Regions from separate parts of the Mus musculus genome. Here region 1 is linked to region 2. The links are chromatin contacts, found by Hi-C in ENCODE. All regions are on one chromosome and are shown on one strand. The core of a region is the stretch at or near the end of the contact, and the rest is flanking DNA. Distances in the headings are between cores, read along the strand shown.

Region 1 (4,999 bases), core at 998-3,497, about 100 Mb after region 2:
CAGCACAGTCAAGAGGTTGTTAAAACAGAGTCGATATTCTGGAAAATGGGGGTAATTCTCAATTTACGGTTGGAGGGAAGAGAAAAGGAAGAAAATAGTGAAGAAGTAAGTGGGTACGGTGACAGACACCTGTAACACCAGCACTCGGGAGGCTGAGGCTGGCAGATGTGAGCTCCAGGCCATACATGGAGCCTGTTGTTGTTCCACTGAGACAAAGACCCGTGGACAACCTTAGTGAGATGCCAGGGGAGTAACTCAGGACACTGCAGGGTGGAAACTGGCTTCAGTAATGATAAAGATGATAATCAGACCTGGGGTCAGTTCCCATCGCACGCACGCAGGCAAGCACCCACCGTGGCTTATAACCACCGCAGATGATCTGATGTTCTTGCTCACAAGTGCACACATAATACACACATAGTATATACTCAGGCACATACATACATAGTTTAAAATAAAAAGAGAATCCTTTGGTGAAATGCAATAATCAGAGCCTTCCCTGGCAGCAGGCTGTCCCCAGTCCCTCTCCTATGCGTCTCCCTCATCTCACACTGACTCGTGATTGATAGGACCCTCATCCACCCAACAGGGGCTTAATGAGGATGTGTTGACCAGTGGTCCTACTGTGCTACTCAGCGAAGAGCTGACACACAGAACCACTACAGTACAGAGAGAAGTTAGGCTGAGGCTGGGGAGCCGGATGGACAGACTGAAATGTGAGAAGGGTGGACACATGGGTGGATGGATGCATCTGCCCATCTATTTACCCACCCATCCATCTGTCTGTCCATCCATCCATCCATCCATCCATCCATCAATGCATGCATCCATCCATGCATCCCTGAGTGTATACTTTGGCTCAGAGCTTGTGTTGGGCACCCAATGGGTAATATGTCATTCCTGCCCTCGAGATGTTCACTCTAGATGCCAGGTAGCTGTGGGATGGGTCACCCCAGAAACACTTGAGGAGGCTTCAGATGGAGCACTAATGTCAAATATGCAAACATTTTGGGGCTGGAGAGATGGGTCAGTGGTTCCAAGCACTGGCTGCTCTTACAGAAGTCCAGGGTTCCATTCCCAGCAACCACATGGTGGCTCACAGCAATCCCTCTGTTCCAGGGGACTGCCAGTAACACGAGTTGTGTACATAGACCCAGGCAAAACACCCATACACATAAGACAAAACAAAAAATGAAATTAAATGCAAACTTTATAATCCTATTGTGAGGCAGGGTAAAACTGAGCGGACACACGGAAGGGAAAAGTGCTCATTACCCTGGAGTCGCGCTGAAGCCTCATGCCAGCAGGGTGTCAAGCAAGGACTCATGCATAATTGACAATTACTGAGAAGGTTGCCAACATAAAGAGAATATTCCATCTATATAGAAATGCTTAAGATAATAATGTTAAAAACTGGGCATGATGGCACACACCTTCATTTCCAGCACTCAGGGTCAGCCTGGTCTACAGAGGGAGTTCTAGGACACTCTGTGCAGGGTTACACGGAGAAACGTGTCTTGAACTCCACCCTCCCCCAAATAATAATGTTAAGACAACAATAAATTATGTATATATTACCTATTTCTTTTCTCAGGTATAAACTTGCAATTTTCTAGGAACCTCACGAGACTACACTTTATATATGTGAGGATTATAAATTATAATGTGACCTGTAGTTTTATCTGACCAGACTGCAGTCTGTGAAAGGATCCTCTAGAGTCACCCTGAGCAGCCCTCTAAACTCATTTACTGCAGAGGGGAAAAGGTTTCCTCCAGCAACCCTTGTAACCCTTTGTAACTTGAAAGCCACCAACATGTATGTCTGACTGACTGCTCAGACGTTTAAACTGACTCCCTCTCGAGAAGCCCCCTTGTAAATCTTAACTTGGTTGAACCTTTGTCCTAGAATTCATAAAGCCATGGTTCGAGCCCCTGGCACCGCATAAAACCAGAAGTAGTGAGTGGTGCGTGACTGTAACGCCAAGTTTCTCGAGCGGGGTTAGGAAGACTTTTCAATTTGAGGATTAGAGATCAGTGTAAGCCCGGGACTCGGGAACTCCGAAGACCTCCACTGAGGATCCGATCCGGGACATCAGCATGGAGCGAGTGACACTTGGGGATCGAAACATTAACAGAGCGGCGGCGGCAGCAATTTAGTACAAGCCCCGGAGCCATGGAGATGTTTTGGCCTGCCGGGCACGCGTAGGTTCCGCCCTCTACCGGGTGACGCACTTCCGCCCCGCCCCTACAGACGACACGGGTTCGAGTCCCCCCCCATAGGCCGCCATGGCAGGCGCGGAACCGGAGTCCGGGAATGTCGGCGACAGTGGCTCGACTCTTCCCGGCCGGAGCCACGGCGCCGTGCGCTTGGCTCCGCTGGACCCCGAGCAGCTGCGGCGGGTTCTGGAGCAGGTGACTCGGGCGCAGCCACCGCCCAGCACGCTGCCGGCCGCGGCGCGGCGGCTCCGGGACGGGGCCCAACAGGCCCAGCGGGGGCCGGGCGCCGAGGCCCCGCGCCTGCTGACACCGCAGGTGAGGCGCCGCGCGGGGTGGAGGGGCCGGAGCTGGCCGCTGCGGACCGCGTTCGGAGCCTGGGTCGTGTGCGCCCAGCTCTGCGCGCCCGGCCCACCTCGGGGCGTCCTGCTTCCTCCTCTGCGCTCACAGCCCTGCTCCAAGCCCCTCGGCGCCTGGCCCGCCCTACAGCAACTTGTCCTTCCTTCAGCATCTATGGGGCGCTAGAAGTATGCCAGGTTCTACACTGAGGCCAAGTGTATTCTCAACGGCCAGCGGGTAGCATAAGTCACGTCTTGGGGGTGGGGGGTGACAAGGGAGAACTTTCTCCTGATCGGTTCTGGAGCTGGAACCCAGAGCTGAGTGAATTTAGAGGAAAGCGGTGGCGGCACGCGCAGCCACTGACCCAGAACTGAGCCTGAGTGGAGAGAACTTTGCTGGAGACTTTGGCAAACTTCAGTGTCCAATACAGTAGCAAAGAAGCACAGGAAGGCGCCGCACTGCAGAACTCCCTCCCTCCCGGCGGGTTTACCCCCTAGCTCACACAGATTTGGGCTGTTTTGAGAGTAGCCATTAAAATCTGGCTTCTCCTGGGAGGGTCCAGGTAGCTCCTGAAACTGAAGGTACTCTATGTCGGTCGTAAGAAGACCTGCTGGCTTTTGCAAATGACAACACACACCTCACCTCAGGGGAGAGACCAGGAGAGAGAGCTGCCTCCACCAAAAATAGGGCAGAGAATAGAATTCTGTGGTCTCCAGTGGTTTTGAGGTAGATATTGGCTATTCAAGGCGTGCTGTCTTCCTGACAGCACTTGCTAGAAGAGTGACCCTTGGTGACTGACCCTCGTTGGGCATTGGCTTCTCTGCCTGCAGGAAGGATGGCTCACTATCTAAGGTTCCTCACTGGTAGACTGCTGCCCTAGGGAGCAAGTCTGAGACAGACGTGACACACCATTGGTGCGGCCTCCGTGAAGCTCCTGCTCGGAGCGTCTGCACGCTATCATACATTGTCAGAGAGGCACGGCTGTCAGCGGCCACATGACATGTTTTGCTTTTTGGTTTGTCTCCTTTCTGAGATTAGGTCTTGTTTCCCAGGGTGGCTGCAGACCTGACACATGGCTGAGCATGACTTTAAATCGCTAATCCTTCCTTCCCCTCCTCTAGAGGTGTGTGCGGTGCTGGGGCTGAACTGTGTGGTTCCTCTGTGGTTTAACACTCTTATCAACCGAACTACATCGCTGCCACCCCAGGGAAACCACACAAGAGAGGTTCAGTGTCTCGGCTTGCTGTACTCTAAGGCTGTGTCCTCCTTACCTTGCTAAATATGGCCACAATTTTGAATTTGATATGACAGCTTTGGAAAGAGGCAGTGATATAATTTCCACCAAAGGAGAGCAAACTTAATCAAAGTTAGCTTGATAGATTTGCTGGTGGTAGCTGGTGTGATGGGGATGGTGAAAACCAGATTCAAATAATGAAAGAATGGACCCCTTTGTGGCCTGGTGTGCAGGATAATCTTCCAGCTTAAACTGTGCCCTGATAACCCAGAGGCCAAGCAGATAAGGATTCTGCCCCCAAGGAGTCTGAGGACTAGGAGGAAGTGACACAAGACCCAGATGATAGCTGGTCAAGGACAAAAAGCTAGAGATGTAACTAACTGAATACATTCAGAAAAAGGAAACGGTCTCTGGGAGCACACAGCTAATGCTGAAAAGCTAGTGTCTGAGCTAGATTTGCCAGGCTGGGTGCCAGCTGGAAATGCAGGAGAGGAGAGGCAGCATTCCGGGGTACACTTGGGGTTCATTGATACAACCAGGATAGCAAGCTCTGGCTCACTGTGGGGACAGCAGACCAAAAGTACAAGCCAGTGACCACCTTCTGGGGTAATGTGGGTCTCTGGTCCCATCTTCACTGTTCCTGACCTATAGACACACTTCAATTCCACCAACAGCTGTGCGCGGTCCTAGCCTTCCAAGAAGCCTCGTTTCCCTTAGACAGAAGTGCCTTGTAATGCCTGACCAATTCATTGTGACCTTCAAGGCACCTGAGAGACAGTCGTCTTCTGGAACGTTCTCGAAGGCCTCTGTTGTGTCACTGTGGCAGTGTTACCTGCCTGACCTGTCTCTGGGGACTACTGTCTCCTTTCAGAATTGTCAGTGAAACATTTGAAAAGACAGGTCTGAGGCGATTGTCCCAGGAGAGGCAATCCTACAGACCTGCAGGGAGTGAGCTGATGCTTATAAATGGGTGCCAGAGGGACTTAAGAACTTCTGCTGAGCTGGACAGTGGTGGCACACGACTTTAATCCCAGCACTTGGGAAGCTGAGGCAGGCAGGTTTCTGAGTTGGAGGCCAGCCTGGTCTACAGAGTGAGTTCCAAGACAGCCAGGGCTACACAGAGAAACCCTGTCTGGAAAAACAAACAAACCAAAGACAAAAAAAAAAAATTGCTGAATCAAATAAACACAAAACAAAGTATCAAGTGTTGTA
Region 2 (5,291 bases), core at 1,181-3,680:
CCCAACCCAGCCTAGACACCTTCACTGACCACGGTTTCCCGTGCAAATTGGGCCCTTGAAAATTGTCCAGAAACGGAACGCATAAGCATCGCGACACCCTCTGCTTCAGCCCACCCTGCCCGTTCAGCCAGGATAGCGACGACGTCAACCCCGCTCTTGGCTCCTTCTGGTGCCCCCGCGGCTACCAAGGGGAATGGAAAAGACAGCGAGACGCAGAGAACCTTCACGGAGAGATTAGAGGAGGCGATGTTTCTGCGGTGCAGACTTGCTCATTCTTTTGCTCCGGTGTGATTTATTTCGGGCTTGGGGTTTTATTTCTGGTCATGGGTCCTTTTTCTTTTGGGGTGGACTCAGACAAAAAAAAAATGTTTAAATTCCACCAAAGAGCAGATAAGGCGTTGCCTTTGAAGGGGGTCATATGGTTTCGTTTTGCCCCATCGGAGAGACCATGCAAACTCCCCCCACCTTTGGGGATTTGTTCTCAACCATGGAGCCAGGCCCTGGTGTTCTAAGTCTACAGTCTGGGTGTACTGTTCTGCCTCCACAGCTCTGTTCTAAACTGAAGCTGGTGGGAGCAAGCTAGACAGAGGCCCTGGGCCATATTCCCCGTCCCTGCTTTTCCTCTCAAAGACCCTTCTCTGCAGCCTCCGCCTCACCCCGCTTCCTCGGCCTTGCTACCTCCCCAGGGAGGGAGGGAGAAAAGGTGGCCCGCCTCTGGGTCTTGCTGGTGGAGCAGAGCTACGCCGGAAGGAATTAGCTGGTTTTATAACCTTGTACACTTAGCCAGCCCTAACAAAGTCGGATGCTTCTGTTACTTTAGGCCCCTCTCACTGTTGGCAGCTTGAGAGCGTCCTATGCAGGGACAGGTTAGGAGTTTTTCCTGATTCTGCTGCACACTGGGATTGGAGTTTCCTGTAAGGATCCCACCAGTCAGTGTGGCGTGCCATGACAGACCCTTGGAAAATAGATGCTGGTCCTAAGTGCCCCCATAGGACCGTCAGGGCCAGAGAGTTCTATGTATGGAAACAAAGCTGTCTGTGCGTACATGCTGCGCACTGAGTGTGTTTCTGAGATGGCTGATGCGTGGTAGCCACAGCCTGTTTTCCCACGCTGGTATCAAAGGCCTGCAGACTGCCAAAGGCTGCCTAGCCTCACTTTTCAGCCCTACTTGCCTTCCTTTCCCTCCTGATTTCCAAGCTAGATCTTTGGCTGGGCAGAATTGAAGCCAAAATTACTTGCATTTCCGCCTGAAATTAGTTAAATTTTCCCTATCTGTCTGCTTTAATGACTTCAATGGAGATTAATAAAAGCCAGATGACACACACATACTACAACCACCCCACAACCCCACCCACATCCTACCTTTGGAGGGCCCTACACAGGGTAAAATGTGATGTTTGAGCTCCAACCATCCCTTTTCTCCCCACACAAGCCGAGGCCCTGGACTCTGGCTGCTGGGGCCTACTGTCACAGAAGGAAGGCAGGCACCCAAACTCTCTTCCCATACACAAGCCACCATCCACCCGAAACGGCCTGCCTGAGAGGGGTCCTTCTGATACCGAGAGGCCATGACTTTAATTGGATACCAGCTGCTCTACCCTGAATTCCCCTGAGCTTCAATTTGTGTATAGTCCCCAGTCCCCCGCTGAACACAAGGCACTACCATCACTGCTCTCGTCCCTCTTGGCGGGAACTCAAAGGCCACAACTCCTGCCCTTCTTTCTTCTCCCAGGGCTCCAGGCCCAAGGCTACACTAGACCCTTCCCCCAAAGAAGCGGATCTTGAGCTCCGCTTGGCTTGAGGGGAACCTGCCAGCCTGTTCTGAAGAGCGGCTCCCACTCCCTTAGCCCTCGGAGACCAAGCCTTGACTGGCTTAGGGGTTCGTGAACAATGACTTCGAAGACAACTTTTTCTCTCCAGCACCTGAGGATAACTATAGGGATCATAGTTCAGGATCGAATCGGGCAGAGGCTTGCCTCCCCCGGCTCGTCTCCAGTCAAGAGTAGACGGGATGGGCTGGTGCGCAGAAGACGCGTAAAGTACCTTGAGTTGCTTGGTCTGTGAAGCCGGTGATTGTGTCCACACGCCCGTGCCCTGAAGCTGCCGCGACCGGAGCCCTCCCCGCCAGGCTCCTGTAAAGCGACATCATGAAGTGGTGTGGCACCACCGAGCCGTTCCTGAAGCCAGAACCCGCAGCGCGGCGCACAGCTCGGGGACCCGGAACCGCAGCGGCCTGGAGAGCTGAAGGGCCTGGAGCCCGGGCGAGGGTCCGCCCGCCGCCGCCGCCCCCGGGGCTCCAGGCTGGTCCAGCCCCCGCCGCTCGGAGCACCGCGGCAGCTTCTAGCCCGTCGCGGGGACGGCAAGCGCTCAGCAGCCAGAGACACAGCGCGGCGGCAGCGCTCAGGTCCATGGGCTCCTTGGGCCGGCCGGCCGCGCGACACGGGCTCCGTGGCTCCGGGAAGTCCCCCGACGCCTTTTGAACATAGTGTTTAATAATGGGGGAAGTGTGCGCAGCAAGCCGCTGCCCCCCTCCTCTCCCACCCCACCCCCGCCCAGCGCTCGGAGCAGCGCCCCCTGCTGAACGTTCAACCCGCAGCGCTGAGCCCCCCAACTCAGGCCTATCGCGCAGTGCAGGGTAGAAGTCGCCTCCCCTTGCTGTAGTGCCTGGTCCTTGTCCTTGCCAAGAGAAGGCCATCCGCCCGAGGCTCCTGCCACAACGCGGTGCCCCGCCTCCCCTCCCGAAGGTACTACGAGCCCCCACCCCCCTCCGCCCCAAGACCTCAGCGCACTCCTTGGCTGGAAGATGGGGCGTCTCGCGTACCCGCCCAGCTTCCTCCCGACTCCTCCATGGAGAAACACCGCCCTCCGCGTGATCTTGTGAGTGCTAGGGATGCCAGACCCGGGCCAAGTCAAGACTGGGCCCCTCCCATCCAGCTTTCTCGCCGTACGCCCCCTTGATGGATGCTCATTAGGGAGTTCCTAGGGATGCTTACGATACACATTTGGATGCCACCCTCTCCCGTCCACAGCCCTCTGAAGATAACAGTGGGAGGCCAGAGAAAGGGAGAGGATCTGTGATGAAGGATGAGTGGCTGGAGGGTACAGATGGGCACGGACCGGAAAAGCTTTGGGTGGGCATCTTGAGCCAAAGCAGGAGCTGAAATCTTAAAGGGTTTAATGAATTAGGAAGGCGGGGACCAGCGGAATCCTACTCAAATTAGGTCTCAGGGTTTGAATGTGCAAAGTAATTTGCCCGGGGAAAGGGGAGAGTGGGGCAGGTGACCACATTTCTTCAAGGTCTTCAGAGCAAAAGGCAAGAGTGCAACCACAAGCCCAGAGGCTGCGTTGCAAAGCCATGGAATAGCGCTCGGATGCCAGCATGGTTATAGCACTCTATGAGCATGGGTGGAAAGGGCCACCTCTGGTCTATGCCTGGGCGACTCTTGAGCATACAGACGCTGGGACTTTTGTTTGGCTAACTTCCTCCCCACTCCTGCTCTGAGGGGGGAAGGCGCCAGCATGTGTGTCGATTTAGTTCAGACAAACCCCAGAGCAAGAATGTCCAGAAAATAGACCAACTGTCCAAGGGATTTAAAAGCCTGGACCCCAAATCCATTACTTTAGCATTGTTCTGGATACCAAACTCAGAATCCACGCCCGGTCCGTGAGTCAGGTCAAGGTGCTATCTAAAAGCCTCTTCCTAATAAACTACATAGCCCAGGCTCCCGCGTTGGAGTCTTATACTCCCACCTCGCCCTCTGGATAGCAGGCACGCGTGCACCTGGACCACGGTCTGTGCTGCTGGCCTCCCTACTCAGGGCCTTCCTGCTGTTGCCAGATGGTGGGCATCTGGGATGACAACCTACCTTTGGTGGCCAGGTTGGGGAGCGGATGCAAAAGCCATAATTATGGGTTTCTTTCTTTCTTTGGGTGCCTGGAGGAAGTGGCTCTAGTAGGGTGGAGACTTCCTGGCGTAACTCCCTGCCCACCCATCCACCCCTGCCTACAGTGGCCAGCCAGGGGTCTCTTTGCTCAGAGGGACACTGGGTTCTGGTGGCCTTCTTTCCACAGACGCCACTCATGTCCAGACTTTGAGTTTTTCACAAATCAATTCTTTGTTTAGAAAACAGAGAGCCCTGGCCTGTCACCACCCTGGTTCCAGCCCTGGCTTTGGCCACTAACAGTCCTGGCCCTTCCGAGTCCCCTCCACTTGTCTTGGTTTCCGTTTCTCCGACTGTATAAAGGGAAGAGCAGAAGGGATCTGGCACTATGTTGGCCCAGTGGATGATAATGTTTCTTGATTACATGACACCCCTTCCCTTAGGCCACCTTGGAGCTGGACATTAGGACAGGTTAGTGATCCTTCCTGAAGTGGAGTCAAGGAAGCCACATAGCTTCTGTTTGAGACTAAACTTCCTGGTCCATGATGTGTGGCTTAGATGCAGCTTGGAGCAGAGGTGGTTCAGTCACTTGTTCCCATCCCACAAGATGTTCTGAGCATTAACAGAGTTCAGAAGAGAAGTAGGTTTTATGAGCTCACTGGAAGCTGCTGTTAGAGGAAAATAGAAGGGGGAGGGGGGCTCAGCCCAACCTGCCGGCTGTGGCTGCGTGTAAGACATGCTGTACTCTCGTCATTTGTACTTCTCGGTCCAGACCCATCCATCCACCCATCCATCTCCACTCATCTCTTCTTGTAGCAACTTCTTATTGCTAGGCACTCTTCCGGGTGTTGCGAATCCATCAATACTCAAGGCAAACTTGTGGAGAGCCAGGGTGTGCAGAAGAAACAACAGCCAGTAATACACAAATGCCTGGCAGACCATCAAGGACGTTCTGAGTACCTTGATGGGAGAGGTTTTTTTCTGTCAGCAGAGACCACATTGAAGCAGAGCCCTAAAAAAAAGGAAGGCATGGGGGTGTTGGAGGCCTGCCTGGCCCCTTCCCTCTTCCTCCTGCTTAAGTGACACTAGCCACTTGTCACCAGCCCATTGCCTTACGTGCCCATGCCAGCTGTTCTATCCTGTGATAGAATTTTTTTTCTTTTTTTTAATTAGGTATTTTCCTCGTTTACATTTTCAATGCTATCCCAAAGGTCCCCCATACCCACCCCCCCAATCCCCTATCCACCCACTCCCCCTTTTTGGCCCTGGCATTCCCCTGTACTGGGGCATATAAAGTTTGCAAGTCCAATGGGCCTCTCTTTGCAGTGATGGCCGACTAGGCCATCTTTTGATACATACAGAATTTTTTTTAAAGAAAATTGAGTCACGAAGATGCGAACTTTGCCTGGG

The links. A loop is a pair of places that touch in the nucleus more often than their neighbours do.
Region 1: a map of T-helper 2 cell shows a loop between it and region 2 (151-fold over the local background). The contact joins the promoter of Zfp839 here to the promoter of Gdf7 in region 2. A Hi-C loop is called at or near these places in 3 of 37 maps with a recorded cell type or tissue (T-helper 1 cell, T-helper 17 cell and T-helper 2 cell).

What each region holds. Positions count from the first base shown.
Region 1 is chr12:110,848,032-110,853,030 of GRCm38, forward strand. It overlaps Zfp839 (zinc finger protein 839), which reads left to right and starts at 2,248. Exons shown (of 7, transcript NM_001199785.1): 1 at 2,248-2,532. The coding sequence starts at 2,287.
Region 2 is chr12:8,299,524-8,304,814 of GRCm38, forward strand. It overlaps Gdf7 (growth differentiation factor 7), which reads right to left and starts at 2,431. Exons shown (of 2, transcript NM_001312876.1): 1 at 2,044-2,431. The coding sequence starts at 2,410. It also overlaps a transcript of Ldah not described here.